2 separate regions of the Mus musculus genome follow, and region 2 is linked to region 1. Evidence: chromatin loops called from intact Hi-C (ENCODE). Cell type or tissue: left cerebral cortex. All regions are shown on one strand. Each heading gives the region's core, and the rest is flanking DNA. Links, peaks and the distances in the headings are about the cores only. Region 1 overlaps Dscaml1 (DS cell adhesion molecule like 1). Region 2 overlaps Dscaml1 (DS cell adhesion molecule like 1).

What was found. A loop is a pair of places that touch in the nucleus more often than their neighbours do. Peaks named below come from ENCODE experiments on the same cell type or tissue, not always from the same donor. Only the 100,000 strongest peaks of a DNase experiment are listed, where the experiment ranks them.
Region 2: it touches region 1 in a loop (2.2-fold over the local background); 3 of 42 quality-filtered maps call a loop at or near these places.

The regions. Positions count from the first base shown.
Region 1 is chr9:45,530,831-45,539,441 of GRCm38, reverse strand. The region is part of intron 3 of Dscaml1 (DS cell adhesion molecule like 1); the gene reads right to left. Among named protein-coding and RNA genes, the nearest start is that of Gm22069, 100 kb to the left of the region's middle. In left cerebral cortex, for the core only: a CTCF peak has its summit at 4,896; DNase peaks (open chromatin) are centred at 720, 1,613, 3,965 and 4,681; H3K27ac peaks cover 3,557 bases.
Region 2 is chr9:45,466,221-45,474,831 of GRCm38, reverse strand. The region is part of intron 3 of Dscaml1 (DS cell adhesion molecule like 1); the gene reads right to left. Among named protein-coding and RNA genes, the nearest start is that of 4833428L15Rik, 39 kb to the right of the region's middle. In left cerebral cortex, for the core only: no CTCF peak of the experiment used is centred there; DNase peaks (open chromatin) are centred at 2,903 and 3,764; H3K27ac peaks cover 1,574 bases.

The DNA of each region.
Region 1 (8,611 bases), core at 263-8,262:
TCTTCTCAGACAGGACAGTTGGCAGAGTTGATTCCTATGCCTAAGACAATGAGCACAATGCATTCCTCCCCCAGCCAGCTCTGTGACTCTTGCTTGGAACCCCAAAACACTATGTAGCATAGAGTTTTAGGAGAATGTGACAATGACCCTGAGCCCAAGAGTGATAGGAACAGATGCACAGCCCTCTCAGGGAAAGCTAAGAAGGCTAGCTACTGAATGGAGAAGATGGGGGTGCGGGGGGGGGGGGTATCACCTGGTCCTAGCTGGTTCTGTCCTCATTCTACTAAAGAGGAAACAGACCCCTGAGAGCCAGGGCCACTTGTCTGGGACCACAGGATTATTAAATGTCTTGAAGAGAAATCAGACAACATCTCCTACTCTCTACTTTACCACGGTGTCCCCTGTTCCTCTACTGAGGACTCAGCTTCTTGGCCAACTTGCTCATCCATGCATACCACACATTCACTCACTTCCATGGTCCTATCGTTGGTCAGGACTGATGAGGACAGATGGGGACAAGTGAAAGCAGCTAACAGAAAATCCCTGAGGAGTCAGGAGTCTAGCACTGCTACCCCTGGCCAGATGCCTTTCTTTGGTTAGTTTGGCTTTTACCCCATCCCGATGGGAACTGGAGGCAGACTGTGAAGACACCTGCAGTAATGTGTGATAGGAAGAGAGGTGAGGGAGGGATGAAGTGTCGGTAACTGAGCAACAAGGACATCAGTGCAGTGGCCTGAGCATGGTGGCTCCCAGGGACACCAAGGACACAGGACATCCAAGTGAAAAAGAGCAAAAGGCTTCCAGGGGGTTAGGCATTCTGCAGGCTCCTGGAGAGCATGGAGCCTAGCCAATCCAGAGCAGAATACATCAGCAGTCACACACCCATCAACTCTGCAAGTTAACAGAAGCTCAGAGGAGCCACACGGACAAATGCCAGAAGAGACTTTCCAGTCTATCTTAACACGGGGCCTAAGGATGTAGCTCTAGAAGCAAACTTCCTTGATTTGTATCCTGGGACTGCCACTGAGTCTGTGAGGCTTTGGCAGGTCACTCAACATTGCTTTCGTGTGAGCAAAACAGCAGGTATCTGCAGAACTTGACTCCTAGGGGTTGGTCAATGTTGCTGTTTTTATTTTGTTTCCATTCACCCCCCCCCCAGACAAGGACCCTAATGCTGGCCCCAATGGGAGACAGTAGAGCGAGTACTCATGTGCACTGACAGGCACAGACAGAAGCAGATAATACGTGGACCAATGGTCCCTTTCTCTTTTCTTGGGGATGACTAGTGAAGAGCCAATGCTCAGGATGTTAATCCCTGTTAAAGGCATCCCGAATGTCACACCCTTTCTCTTCACCTGCATAAGCACTAATGCTCTCCCTAAAAGGCTTGAGTGTCCCCAGTTCCCCACGCTTGTTCTCTGATCAAAGGCCAGCAGTGGGGTCCACACACAGGGAGAGTGAAAGAAAGGCAGATCACACAGGGGATGCGTTTGGATCTCCCCAGCCTCCCTCTTCCTCCTCATCTCTCCTCTCAAAGCAGCCTGCTCCACTGGCAGCCAGTGCCTCACTCGGAACCACCTTCTCCCTCCTACACGGAGGTACAGAACCCATCAGGGCTTGTTTTTAGCTGAGAACAAACTGTTCACACATTTCATTACCTTAAAGAAAAAAAGAAAGACAGAGAGAGGAAGGGGACATGTCGGGTGAAGCCACTGGTGACTCAAAAGCCAGAACTCAGTTCCATACGGAGGCTCGGAGTTAATGAGGAGGAGAGAGAGCAAGCAGAGTTTCATTAAGAAAAGATCAGGTTTGGAAGGAGGTGGCCCTTCCTGCTTTGTGTTGGTCTCTCTGTGCTGATAAGAGGTGTCCACGTAACGCACAACGCACTGTGGAGTGTCAACCTCATTTCAGCCCATAATGTGAAGGGTGCTGCTCTGGACTTCAGAATGTATGGGCCGCGAGGTGTGATTGCTGGGGCTGGCTGAGCACTCAGATCTTTAGCCAAAGGATGGGGCTGCAGGTTGTTGCCAAAGCGCTGTGAGCAGACTATGGAAGATGCCCAGGCAGCCCCATTGGAGCAGCCATTTCTGCAGCCAGTGCCCAGAGGTCAGCATGGGCGAACGGCAGATGAGGAGGGCCCATGTTGAAGCAGATCCCAATCAGCCCTACAGAGGGGTCAGGACCTTCATGGTATAGAGGCCCGTAGGGCTCTGCAGGGGCTAATTCAAACTTTTCAGGACAGATGTGTGGGTCGTATAGTGATTGAGAGACATACACTAGGTGTGAGGGACATTGTAGGAGCCAAGTATTTTGGAGTTGAAGAGAATCTACCTCAGAGGCCACATACTGAGGCTGGGATGAGGGGGCTCAAGAGAGTGATGCCACTCATTTAAGGTCACATGGAAAACAGGTCAAGTCCTCCTCTGGCAGATGCCACTTCCTCTCTTTAGCAACCCTGGTCATACTGTCTCTGGTCAGGCTAGCAAACAGCAAGGTCTGGTGGAGGGCAGACAAAGGAAGAACATGGCAAAAAATGGGTGCAGGCAGTATGAGAGAGGTATATACTCCCAGGGGCAGACAAATCAGGGGTCTCTTAGTCCCCACAAGACCTTGGTGGGATGAATGACCTGTCTGTCAAGGGGATGGTGCTTTGTCCCCCTAGAGCTGCTGTGAACCCCAGACTCAGCATTTTCCCTCCCGTTGTCTGTGAGTGGCAGCTCAGCCTCTCTGAGCCATTCTTTATTTGCAGGCTCGCCCTGCTGGGTCCTAAGGGTCTGGCTAGGCAAGCTTTAGGTTCAAAGAGGTATTCAAAGCCTCAAAGTCTTATTATTTGTGGAAGTCACTGTGATTTCTAGCAGTTATGCTATCTGTTCTCAGGACAATGACAGTGGACAGGTGGCATCTACAGTACTGAGCACTTATTCTTAGAAAGCAGGGCTGGAGCCCTGGCAGATGGGCGGTGGTCTTGCTCCATGGGAGACTTGCAGCTGAGGACTCCATCTCTGGTTGCACCCATCTGCCTGAACCCAGAAGTGTCGTGTCTTGGGAATGGGATACTGGGGAGAGAGACTGAGATGACGTGAGGTCCTAGTTCCCTCCCCACTGAGACCCTCAGCTTGCCTAAAGCCCTCCGTGAGTCAGGAGCTCTGAGCCCCACCTGACCAGGGGTCTGAAGGAAGATTATGACTGGGGACATGGGAGGTTGCTTCTTGTTTAGGCTCAAGTGATTAGAGACTAGCTCTCAAATTGCCATCCTGCCCAAGTACACTGAGGTAGTAAGTATCAGGTGTAAGCAGTTTTTAGCACACAGGTGTAGGGGCTGCCAGACCCAACCTCTGCACAGCAGGCGCTGGCCCCATCACACCAGAAGCAGAAAGTAGAGCCTTGCCTTCCGAGTGCTGGTTTGCAGCTAACATTGGCCCATTAGTCTCCTCTCCCCTCCCTCTTGGTCCTCAGTCCACACTGCCCACCTCCCTCAGTAAATAAAGTCCTCTTTCAACTGATTGTGACCGACCCAGCCATAGCCAATTGTAAACAACTCTTCACAGGTTTGTAGTTTCCTTTCCTAGGGAACCAGAATGGGAGGTGGATCGGGTTCAAAGAGGCGGCCATATGCCTGGGAGTAGGGGGAGGAACAGAGATGCCACTGGGATGCCAGGGATTCTGAAATCTAACACAGTGGTCAGCATAGGGGCGGGGAGGGGAGAGCTCACCCACCATCTCTCTACAAGTGGCACCAGGGCCAGAGGAAGATGGCTTGTTTGTTTGGCTCGGTGTCTCTAAAGAGTCTTTACACTGTGGCCCAAAAGCTGGTGATTGGAGCACTGAGTGAGTGAGAGGCTTGTGACCCACTGGGACCCACAGCACTTCTGCTCTTTAAGAGTCGAGCTGTAAGAGAATCAAGTTCTGTGGACGGTGTCTTGCACCCCTGTCCCGAAGCCGCATCCCTAGTGGGTAGGAGCTGCTCAGAAAGTGGGCTGATGAAGCTAGAAAGGAAGGGTAAGAGGGAGGGAGAGAGAAGGGGGGTGGGCAGCAGACAGAATGGTAGGAAGAAAGCCAAAGTGAACTACAGGAATTAAAGTCAGGGGCCATCTGGATTCAGATTTGGATCTGTATTTGATTCTGCAATTTTCCTGCATCTCTCTCTCTCTCTCTCTCTCTCTCTCTCTCTCTCTCTCTCTCTCTCTCTCTCTCTCTTCCCCCCCCACCTGGGGCTCAAACCCAGGGCCTTCTGCATACCAGGCAAGTACTTGACCATAGTTACACCCCACACGTAGTACACAGAATACTCTCTAACCCCTAGGAAGTTAACACCATCCCACTTAAAAAAATGAGGAAATAAAGCAAGCTTAGATATAGTATAATCTTTACTGGTAGGGTAGAAGAGAAATTGAAAGTATGAATTATTAACATGACTGCTGAGGGAAGATTCTCGATGGCAGGTGTACCATGTCCTTACACAAAGGGCCCCAGGGACGTCAGGGGAAAATGGCCAGATGGCTGGAACCTCTGATGTGACCACCATTGTCAGACTATGGCTGGACAGACCTCAAGGTCCAGGGGGTCTAGAGGCAGCTGCACAGGCAGCTCTGAGCGTGGGCTGTGACTTGCTCCCCTTCCCTGTGACAGCTGTAGGGGAGGGGGTGGCAAACTGGGGAGAGAAAGCCCGCACCCGGAGAAGGGGTGGGAGACAGGAATGTATCCGCAGCAGAAGCAGCCATAACATGGGAGAAAAGGATGGTGTCTGGGAAGATAATGACTCAGAGACTCTGGAGCGTAAAACTGCTACAGAGATGCCAACCCTGAGGGACGGAACCGGCAGGGACATGGCTGGGTGCTCCCAGGAACCATTAAGGGAGGCTCTTGGTTAGGTCCAGGAGCATAAATCCCTTTCACCTCTAGGTGGGGGCCTCTGTTCTGTTCTTTGGTGCAGGCCAAGCTTGCCATTTTCTACATAGGTTCTAAGGCCAAGCAGGACAAGAATTAGAGGAAGGTACAGGAGGGTTTCTTCTGTCTCTTTAGCTCTACAGAACCTCACCTCCCCCATCAGGCTCCCAGAGGTAAGGGATAGGGCCTCTGACTGGGCTTCACCTGGGACAGCCTGTGTGACTTTAGACAATCCCCCGAACCTCTCTGTACCTTGTGTCTGTAAGGAAAGGACACTCAGTGCAGATTTGCCTTCTCTGCCCTAAAGGGCTGAACAGAATAAAAGCCCTAAGGGACATAGAATCCAGTCAATTAGAACTTCCTTCTAGACTCTTCTAGAATGTACTAAAGGACAGCCAGAGTTATGACGATTATCCTGATTTTCTCAGAAGCCAGCAGTAAATCAACCAGGCAGGGGTTCGACTCTCCTCTGGAGGCTCAGGGACCCTTTCAGGTGGGATTCCAGGAAGTCCACTGGCCCTAAAGAAGAGGTGGGCTCTGGAGTGCTGAGTGGGAGAGAGGCTAGTGACCCTAGCTCTGAGTGGCACACACTCCTCATGGCCCAGGACATAGCAGAGCTATTTCTTCTCCTGCTGTCCTAGAGCTTCCATTTCCGGGAGGTGACCTCAGGACAAGACAGCTGACCCAGAGGTCTCAGGCCCTTAACTTCACAGATGAAGCCTTGTCCCAGGGAAGAGATGTCCCGGGAAGGAACCTGCAGACAGCTATCTTCAGTAAAGACAACACAGTGCTTTTGGTTTTTCGAAACAGGGTTTTCCAGGCTGGCCTCGAACTCAGAAATCTGCCTGCCTCTGCCTTCCCAAGTCTCTGCCTCCCAAGTGCTGGGATTAAAGGCATGCTCCCGGAATTTTTTTTTAAAGATTTATTTATTTATTTATTTAATATATGTGAGTACCAGAAGAGGACATCAGATCTCATTACAGATGGTTGTGAGCCACTATGTAGTCACTGGGAATTGAACTCAGGACCTCTGGAAGAGCAGTCAGTGCTCTTAACCACTGAACCATCTCTCCAGCTGTTCTTAAGGTTCTTAAGAACACAGTTCTTAAACCCAGGCTTGTCCAACCTTGACACTATAGCAGGAAGTCACTGGCCACAGAGTTACAAGAAAAGAAACAATAATTACAAAAAGGAGAAACCCGTCATAAGTTTTTAAGTTTATGAGTTTGTTTGGGGCCACATTCTTACTAGCCTCATCTCCCTGCAGTCCAAGGCTGGGCACACCTTTAGACTGAAGTGCTAAAAAGATCCACTAAAAAAAAGTCCAGTAGTTTTGCTTTCAGGGTTCTACCCTCTGCAGCTCACTGGGACAGCACTACCTGGGAACTGGTTAAAATGAGGCTTTATGCGTTTTCAAGCGCAGGTTAAAATGGATCCTCTGGCTTCCAGGGTCTCCTAATCGGTTCTCTCTCGGGTTACTTGACAGTTCTCTGAAACCTGAAAAATTATGAATCCGAAACCTACGACTAAACAGTGCATAGCAAGAAGCACAGGTCTGCTCTAGAGAAAACCTTGCTGAACTGGAGAGAGAGAGCGTGGCTAAACACGTGCTGTTCATGCACAAGGACCTGAGCTCCATCTCCAGCACCCATGTAAGAGTGAGCATGGCAGCGTGTGTTTGAAATCCAAGCATTGAGAAGGCAAAGAGAGGAATGAGAGAGAGAGAGAGAGAGAGAGAGAGAGAGAGAGAGAGAGAGAGAGAGAGAGATCGCGATCGCTTCCTAATAACAGCTTATGAGATCTACTGGGGAGCATCTCTGGGGTGGGGGTGGGGTACAGGGCAGACATCCTCAGCATAAGGGGCAGTAATAGGATGTAGGAGCTGACTGCTCAGGTCTCTCTCTGCTTTGGAGCCTATATGAGTAGCTTAGGAAGGCCTGGAGTGATGCGTCCTGTGTCCCCCTCCCTGCCCCCGGCTTCCCAGGCTGCTGGCAGTCTAGCTCCAAATGCACCACCTCTGTGGAGCAGAGACCAGCAGGCTTAATTCACATTCTCCTGGAGGACAGGTATTTGCATCAGAAATTACCCTAGAACTTAATTCTGCATAATGTTGCTCAGACAAACGACACCCCTGAAACTCTTTACCGAGGCCAATAATAACATAACTGCGGAGAGAAATAATGAACAGGAGCAGGGGAGAGGGATAACTGGGGAGGCGAGGGCAAGGAAGCAGCAGGAAAAGAGGCAGGCTTCTAGTCTGATGGAGTTTTGTCTTTCCTAAAGTCACTGGCGCAGTGTTCACACCTAGTAGGTGCCCTATAGATAGGTTTGAAACTAACTCCAAAAGCAATATGGAGAGGAGGAGAGCTGCTTCTGTTCGTTAACTACCTTACGAACCGACTCTTAATCCTGTGTTCACAGAGTCTCCAGGGTACTCAGTGTAAATCAGGCACTGTGGGGCACTTTGGCCCCTGTCCTCGTGGCACACCAAGTCCTGTGTTGATCTCACTGTATGCAGACACAGACAGACACAGATACAGACCCAGACAGACAGGGACACAGATACACACAGACAGACACAGACAGACATGGACACAGACAGACACAGACACAGACAGACACACACAAATACAGACACAAACAGACACACAGACAGACACAGACAGACATGGACACATACAGACACAGACAAACACACAGACAGTCACAAACATAGACAGACATGGACACAGGCACAGACAGATATAGACAAACACAGACAGACATGGACACAGGCACAGACAGACACAGACAGACATGGACACAGGCACAGACACAGACACAGATAGACAGACACAGACAGACAAGGACTCAAACACAGACAGATACAGACAGACACACAGACAGTCACAGACATAGACAGACATGGACACAGGCACAGGCACAGGCACAGACACAGGCACAGGCACAGGCACAGACATAGATACAGACATAGACACAGACATGAACAGGTTCTGGCTCTGGCAAGTTTAAAGGCAATGGTGTAACTCCAGGGCTCTCAGCTGCTCCTTCTGGCTTTTCACCATCAACCATGTGGGAACTTGAGATGGGCAGGAGAATTTCCTTGAGGATCACCCACTTCACTTTCACAGTAGAAAACCCTGACAACCTCATTCATTCATTCATTCATTTCACACACACACAGAGAAAGAGAGAGAGAGAGAGAGAGAGAGAGAGAGAGAGAGAGAGAGAGCGAGCTGAGAGGTGGTGAGATCTGTACAAGGCCTGTCATCTCCCAGCCATGATTTCAAGTTTTCTGCAAGGCAGGAGACTGTGGCCATGGCTGGGGGAAATGGAAGACAGGGTCCCACAGATACACAGAATACATTTTAAGCTAAAGGACAAGCACAAGGCGGACCCGAAAGCCCCCAGGAAATGACATTTAAGATGATAATTATCTGTCTAAAGTGGTCCCACATCAAGGATGACAGATGACATATGGGCTCACACGGGGAGCTTCCCGCCTATGGGGTCTGGGAAGACAGGGCCACCTCACAGAATGAGTCAGGGTGATGGGGTACCCCCAAGCTCTGCTATTCGTTATCTGGAGATCCACCCAGAGATGCAAATGCCACCTTCAGCCCATCATCACCAACCTTCCCCCTCCCCTCAACACGGCCCAATTATGCGTGTTTACATTACGGTTACGTATAATTCTGCCATTTACATTCAGTCGTAGATTTCT
Region 2 (8,611 bases), core at 166-8,165, 65 kb after region 1:
CAAAGACCATTTTCCAGAGCAGTAACTCTTCAGAGAGAAGGGGAGGGGAGGGCAGGGGAGGGGAGGGGAGGGGAGGAGGGAAGAGAAGAGAGGAGGGGAGGAGGGAAGAGAAGAGGGGAGGGGAGAGGAGAGGGGAGGAGAGGGGAGGGGAAAGGAAAGGAGAGGAGAGGGGAGGGGAGGAGGGAAGAGAAGAGAGGAGGGGAGGAGGGAAGAGAAGAGGGGAGGGGAGGGGAGAGGAGAAGGGAGGAGAGGGGAGGGGAAAGGAAAGGAGAGGAAAGGGGAGAGGGGAGGGGAGGGGAGGGGAGGGGAAGGGAGGGGAGGGGAAGGGAGAAACACTACTCCTCCCCTGCTAGGATAGGTGTTCTTCCCATAAACTCCATAGTATACTACAAGGATACAGATCTACCATACTGTCTTAGCTAGGGTTTTACTGCTGTGAACAGACACCATGACCAAGGCAATTCTTACAAGGACAACATTTAGTTGGGGCTGGCTTATAGGTTCAGAGGTTCAGTCCATTACCACCAAGGCAGGAAGGAACATGGCAGCATCCAGGCAGGCATGGTGCAGGAGGAGCTGAGAGGTCTACATCTTCATCTGAAGGCTGCTAGCAGAATGCTGCCTTCCAGGCAGCCAAAATGAAGGTCTTATATCCCACACCCACAGTGACACACCTACTCCAACAGGGCCACACCTTCTAATAGTGCCACTCCCTAGGCTGAGCATATACAAACCATCACACATATACTTAACAAACTCAGTGGCCATTTAGCCTCTCTGACTTAATTGCCTCCTATACAATGTGGAAATAATAATATTTAAATTGCCAATGTTTGTGAAGGAACATCTGACATTTAGTAGTTGATTCAAATGCCCTGTGCCTTGGAAAACAACAATAGCAAGCTCGCCATCCCATGACGGAATCCAAGCCACCACTTGATTATTTTCATTGTGAGAAAAGTCACAAGGACAGTGAGCTGCCTGTCTTCCCCATAACAACTCCATCCCTTGGTCCTCATGAAGTAAGACTGGTTCCTCCTTAAACATTGGAAGAAGGAATGGACAGAAAGAAAAGAAAACAAGCATTTTCTCCAGTTCTTCTCACCTCTGGCCACTCAGCTGGATCACATCATAAGACCTGATTTTCCTTGGCTGCCTCCTATGAACACTCAGGTGAGGTAGTTTCAGCCCTCTCTGGTTTGCAGCACACTGAAGCTATGGATTGGCAGGAGCCAGGACTGTAACAGCCCAGGTGAGCTGGTACCTAAAGCCAGGACCTAGATACCTTACTGATTTAAAGTTAGGGACAACCAACCACAGAGGGGACAGAAAAGAATCTGCATCTCATGTTCTTTATCTCTGTACATCAAGCAGGGTTGGCTAACTCCCAAAGTATCAAGATGGATACCAAACCGTCCCAAGGAGGATCTGTCCTGACTAAAGGAACAGGCTCTCCAGACCAGAGCTAGGAAGCTGAGGTCCTACAGCCTTCACCTCACATACACACACCTTGTTAGCCCTGCTGAACTCCAAGGGAGGGGTCCTGGAGTCTTCCTCTACCTGCTCTCACAGAGGCCCACTGTGGCTAGATGGGGAAGGTGGAGACTCAGAACTAAACTCCTCTGTCCTGTCCCCTGGAGGCTGGTCTTGTCTGGGACAGATCCAGTGTGAACAGGGATGAGTGTTTGGAGACATGCGGAAGGCAGCGGCTGAAGAGGAACTGTGCCTTCCCAGGTAAAACAATTACACCCAAACAAACAATCTGCAGCCTGCCTCTCCCATTCAGTGTGTGTGTGTATGAGAGAGAGAGAGAGAGAGAGAGAGAGAGAGAGAGAGAGAGAGAGAGAGAGAGAGAGTGTGTGTGTTTTCTGCCAGAAGCAGCTATGTTTCACTGAGGGAGGCAGGCCTTGTATGAGTACCTAAGTCTGGGCCAGGGTCAGGTAAGGGTACAGGACGTGGCTCTGCCACGCCCCTGGAGAGCTATGACTATTTACTATGACTAAATAAGAATTTTCCCAGTAGTCTTTGGGAAGGGCAGAATGGGAGGTCTGCTGACCTCCCTTTGGACCAAGACCATCTGCTTAGGATAAAATGGTGTGAGGTCTGGATCCCTGGCAAGATGCTGAGGCCCAAAGCAGCAATGAGCCCAGCATGCAGTTAGCTGGGATTCCTAATGGGCTAGAACCCAGCACAGTGGGGCTAAGCTGGATCTCCTGCAGGTCTACAGTGTACACAGCCTTAAAGCTCTGGGTGGAGGGGGCCCCTGGACAACAAGCAGAGCCACAGCTAAATCCCAAATACCAAGAAACAGGAGGCATCAAAATGCCTTGGGGGGTCCTATAAATGTAAGCGTGGTAGTCATGATTACAGTTAGTACCCTCACCTAGCGGGGTCCTGATTAGGGAGGAAACATGGACGTGGGAGAATAGAAAGACTCTATCATCAGCACTAGGAATGCCTGGATTTGATAGGGTTGATCAGAGGCATCCACCACCCCCATAGGCCCCATGACCACTCTGAGCTGGGGGAGGGGGTCAAAATGTTGATAAACAGTTATTTATATTTGAGACAGAATAATTCTCCGGCTGAGAGGAGGAGGAGTACTCAGAGGTCCCTATGCTCAGGCACTTTGCTATCCCTCCCTCTCTGGCTACATACATCACACTTCCTAGGATCAGCAGGTGAGCAAGTCAGGTAGAAAACTGGTGTCTTTTTTCTGGGCCCAGGGAAGGACAGGTTAGGAGATTGTTGTCCTTTGGCTATGTGGGAAGAAGGCTTAGTCCCCACCAGAACAGTGACTTAGGAAGGTGACAACACTGGAAAGACTTGTCATAGCTTGAGACGAGGGTGGTACCTGCTACACATCTGTCAGGCAGAGGAGGGGCGGATGGTGCTAATAAATATGCATGAAGCGTCTATAGGGCGTGTCTACTCTGCCAAACGCAAGGGCTGCGGAGTGCACGCCAGCCTTCCCCAGGGGTGGGTGAGGCACGTGTGAAAGAAACTGAGTGAAGTCCTGGTGCTCATTCTCACCACCCCCAACGACCCCACCCCTCACATCTATGATGTTTCCAAGAGAAAAGTTCTTGGTCTGGGAGGGAGAAGACTAGTTTGGTGAGATGACACAGCCAAGGGCTACCTTGAATGACCAACAGTTTCTTGTCGTTTATGGAAACCTTGATTAGCCTCCTAGATCAGTCAGACTTGCAGTAGAACTGGCCATTGGCAGCCCTTGCCCTCTGAGAGCTTATATTCTAGGAAATAGACTAGGCATAGAGAGAGGGAGGGAACCTCAGGTCACTCCGCACCTGAGCTGTTTCCTCCTTGCCTTTCGGTCAGGGCTTTCTGACCCAGGCTTCTCGGGGTTTTCTAGAGCATCTGGGGGGCAGCCAGCAGCAGAGGGCAAGAGTAGGGGCAGGGGTAGGAGTTGCCAAGCATGCGTGTTTGTGTGTGTTTGTGTGTGCGCAGGCGTGTTGTTGGCACGGACGTGACTCTGCATTCTCTAGGCCCGTAATGAGCCCTCATTGCAATGGGTTTGATGGAATAATTATATTCTGGAAAAACTGCAGGAAACTGCGTTCCACTTCTTAAAGGGCAGGATCATCAAACATTTGTGTTACATTATTTGCAGTCACACCTTCTGCTGCATCTGCTCCCTTAAAAAAAAAAATCTCCAACTCCAATCTGATCTGAATATATAAATCTGAATTATCACAGCAAAGGCAATACGCTCACACCTTTTTTCTTTTTCTTTTTTTTTTTATCTGTTGCCATGGTGATTAGATAAAATTCACGCCAAGTCTCCAGGGAAGGATGGAATTATTTCAGACAGTTTCTCACCCCTTTCCAGCTACTTCTCTCTGTAACAAGCCTGGGCACCATCTCTGGGCTTGGGCAGAGAGTCAGGCAAGGGAAGAAGGCTGTGATTCATGGGGAAGCTTTGGTCAAGTGAAAGAAAGTGTGCATCTTTCTGAGACACTTCTGGTGCCCAGCCAGGCCCTAAGCCACAGAGCCAGCTGTGTGTCCTCAAACCTACTGGCTCTGTAGGCCTGGAAGCCACCTGAGAGGAAAATCAGAGGCTCAGTGTGTGAGACATCAGTGCCCTTGTGCAAGGTCAAGGCAATGGGAGGTGCAGAAGTTGGCCTTGACCCTCTGCTTTGCTCTTTCCCAAGTGAAAGTCACCTCACAGGGAGATTTTCCTCAGAAAGTGAGAGGCTCGCCTCCCAGTACGGGGTCTGTGTCTCCCACTGACTATCCACTGGAGTCTCTGCAGGCTGAGAGTCTCAAAGGGGCTAATTATCGATGAATGTGATTTGTTAGCAGGTTTTATGGAAAGGACTTTATTGACCTAATTGCTATGTTAGCACCCTGAACTCTGCATGTGTGATTTTAAAGAAAGGGATCTCTGTGCCTCGCTTAAGCCTTCCCATTTTTATCCAAAGTCCTGGTTCCTGGGTGCGGGAGATGAGAGCCTCAGGGAACCAAGAACAAGGTCTGTAAAAGCTACTGCTCATTATTGAAGCCATTGCTGAGCAAGAGGGACAGCTTCGTCAGCCAAAACCTGCAGGGCGGGACAATAATCTGTATTTATTTACTTCGGTGGCTTGCACATTAGGGTCTCATTAATTGTCCCACGGAAGGGAAGGGAGGAGGTGTGTCAATTCAAGCCTGCCTCAACACATTTTACCAGATGAGACTTAAGAGAACTCTGGAAGCTGGGGAGCACGGTGGTCCTCTCAGGTGCTCAGCCCAGCACACGTCCAGGTCAGCGCACCTAGAAGAAAGGGTCACGAGCAGGTTGCTGAGACAAAGAAGAGGTGTTTGGGGATATCAGTCATCTGGAGAGCATCTCTGTGGGTAGCCACTTGGGTCGCCCCTGACCTATTCAGTCAGGTAAACTGGAAGAGGGTCTGGTGGTCAGGATAGGGTAGTTTGTTAGGGAGACTGTGTTCTCTGATGAACGACACCCTTCACTCACTCTTAGGAACTCTCCTCCGGGTCAGAAGATGCTGGAGGAGGAGAAGCCTACATCCATCATCATCACCAGAAAATGTCCAGTTCTATTGTCAGGACTCAAGGGCCCCATGGTGAAGCCAGGACAGTCTGGATGACTGATCAGGTCTTTCCCATGTTTACCCAGAACCCAGTGACCTTTGTAAGGATGAGTTTCTGATCTTCTGTCCCAGGGGAGCTACAGTCCAAGATGGTGGCAAGAAAGACAAGATGGCATGGTCTTGGGAGTCAGACAGAACTAGCTTCCAATCCCGCCCAAACCCTTAATGAGCTCATGACTCGAGGCAACTAACTTCTCTAAACTTCTGTAACAAGCAACAGGAATACATTAAAAAGCTACCACAAAGGGCTGGCACTGGAACGGAATTGAGCTGAGGTCTCTGAAGTACTCAAGCATTGTGGGAAGACTGAAGGAAACAGTCAGTGGTACCCAGACCACGGGAAATAGGTAAGAAACACTCCTTTTAGCATCCCCATGTGCCGAAAAGAGGCCAAAAGACCCACATTCAGATTCTCTTCTGCCATTTGTCACCGCTGTGTTTTTAGGCATGTCACTTTGCCTCAGAGCTTTAATGTTCATTTATAAAACGAGTCTGCTCTGTTATTAACTTGTGTGATAAGTGTTATTATTCTCAATTTTCAGAAGAAGGCTTTGAGAACTTGAGGGGCAGAAGTTGTACAAAGCTGCATCTTCGTGGGTGATGAAGGATTCTGACCCACAAGCAGCATCTTCCTGCCTTGGCCACACCAAGGTCATGGGAGACCACGCATATATACTTTGTTGGCTGTAGATGGTGGTACACAGCTGAGTTGCTAGGACCCAACTAGGTTTCCAAGAATCACTTTACATTGGCAGCTGAGACCTCGGACTTAGGTAGCCTGACCCTGCTTGTGCTCATTCTGCTTGACAACAGACCAGAGACAGGAGGTCAGAGAGACTGCTGTAGAAACCATGGCTATCTAAGCACAAAACATTTGAGTCTGGGCTGGATTATCCCCAAAGCACCTTCTCCAGTTTAAGCATCCATACTTCTAGGATACAGTCTCTAGGGACAAGATGGTACAGGTACCTTTTGCAGAATGAAGGCTAGTCTTTACCTAAGAACGCCTAAAGAGATGACATTAAAGAGAAAAATGAGTCCTCTTAGGCAGTCAAGAACAGACCCTGGGGTCTTTCCCCTTTAAGAGGAGCAGAACTTCTGACTTCTGGTTCAGGCTGTGTGAGGCTGGAAGGGGGAGGGATAGACAAGCCCCCAGAGTCTAGAAATTCAAAGATACCGTGACCCCCCTTCCAACATGAAATGCAGAAGCTCCTAATTGGAGCTATGCACGCACCCAGCACCGATCGCTCCATGATGCGCCTTTCAGAGACGGTGCAGAAGGCAGGCCTTCATTAAATCCGACACCAGGGAATTAATTCAACTCCCTGCCATCAGTCTGTCTCCGTCACCCTTTCCCCCTCGACAGCCCTGGCTCCTTGATCTTCCATACCTTCATGTCGAGAGAGTTCTACTGGAGAGGAAGCCACCCCAACTGTCACCTGAACTATGACTATATCCAGGGCCATGATGGGTCCCATGCTGGGAAGGCACAGACTGAACGTGACAGGGGTGGGAGCAGAGAGACATACATACTGTGATTGAAAGAAGGCAAAGGAAGTACCACAGCACGGGGATGCTTCACCCCAGCAGCAGAATGGAGGATGTGAGCTGATGATGAGAGTTTACTGCCCCTCCCCTTTATATCCCCCTCCCGCTTAGCTGTCCTTCAAACAGTGAATCTATAATTCAAGACTCTTTGGGAAAGAGTCATGTAGAAGAGAGGGCAGGAAAAGGAGATGAGGGGCTGCCTGGAAGCTATCCAAACCATCCATCCTTCAGTTATCATAGTACCTACTAGCTGACTACTAGACTGACCTCCTCACTTACCTACCACCTGTCTATAGAAGACCTACAGTCTCCTGGCCCAAACTATGGACCAAGATCCCTCAGCCAAGTTGAGTGAGGCAGGACCTGGGGCAGGTAGCATCCCATGAGCTATGGGATCTCCAGTTGTTGCCAGTCTTTGTTTGATCCAATATAGCAATTAATGTTGTCTTTACTTGTGTGGAGAATAGACAAGGCTGGGAGACACTGCCCAAGGGCACCATGTCTGAAGGAGCTTAACTTTTGAAACACTTAGTACTTCTGTCAGAAGTCCTTGAACAACTATCCCTTGGTGACACAAGAATGGTAACTTTTCTCCTGACCTCCCTGCCTCTTCACCCCCAAAGTGAAGGAGGCAGGCAACCACTCCTATAAAACCAAGGTGGAGAATGTAGATTATATGCATAGTAATTTAGAATAAAAGGGGTGGGATGGGTCAAGGAAGAACTTTCCAGAAAGAACCAGCTAGAGTCATCAGGAAAATAAGACAGGCTGGTCCAAGAAATGATAGCCATGAAATAAGAAATTGTTACCAGTGTCACATTTAATGTGAGTGATGTATGAGGCAAGGAGCCTGCTCAGAGGCCCCTGGCCCAGGATCTGAGTCCACCTTGTCCCTGCTTTCTTGTTGAGGGTCCTTCCCCACATAGACTCCCTTCTTTCAGAAGACCCCCTGATAGGGAATTCCTCTTGACTAGAATCAAATGATAAATTCAAATTAGAAACAAGACAAGCTGGCAATCATGGCTTCCTGGGGACGCGCAGACATCTTCACAAGGGTGCCGGGCATTTAGAACACAAAGTTAGGATTTGAGCCAGCTGATGCATCTCAGAAGGGGCAAAGGGCATCCTGCTGCTGTCTAGGTTATAGAAAGCTGCTATTCTGGTTTTGGAAATAAGAGCAAGGAGAGGTTTAGGGAAAGAGCCCAGAGTTGTTCAGAACCAGTGATGAGAAGGAGCCAACTCCATGAAGTAGCTCAGAAAGAAACTCGGGGCAGGGCATACTGGCGAGCAAGACTCCCTAGTTCCTCTGCTAGGGCCATCTCCAGTGTGAACCTTACTCCTGTAGGCCTGGGTTTCTGAAAAGATGTAATAAACCTAGGCATGTCCAGAAGCAAGAGCCAGAATGAGAGAAAATCTTGCCAAGTAATAGAGGGGATCGGAACAGAAATGGGGTGCCATCACAAGGAGAATAGGACCCTAGGGAGGGGGTACAGGAGAGGATGGGAGCTGTCTGCCAGTCTCTGATAGGCCTCCTGGATGGGCAGGGGCAGGGGCAGGAAGCAGGAGGACTCAAGGGTAGAACCCCTAGAAAGCAGATTCTAGATTTTAGTTCTTGCTAAGAGCTTTATGAAAAAGGGGCTTTCAGATGAAGACACGAATACCCACTGTGTGCAAGGGAGTCACACTGCAAGACAGATATCTAGATATCACACACGCACACATGCATGTGCACACACACATACACACATGCATGCACGCACTGATAACACCACTAGTTCTATCCTCTTTGTCAATATGATGAGATAGCCCAGTTTCAGAGGGTCTCAGCATGAGTCTACTCGGTGGAAAATGAGGCCAAAGCCCTTATGCTATAATATAAAAAGATACTTCCTTTTAATATTTTTTGTTTTGAGACAGTCTTACTACACATTCCACGCTGACCTCAAACT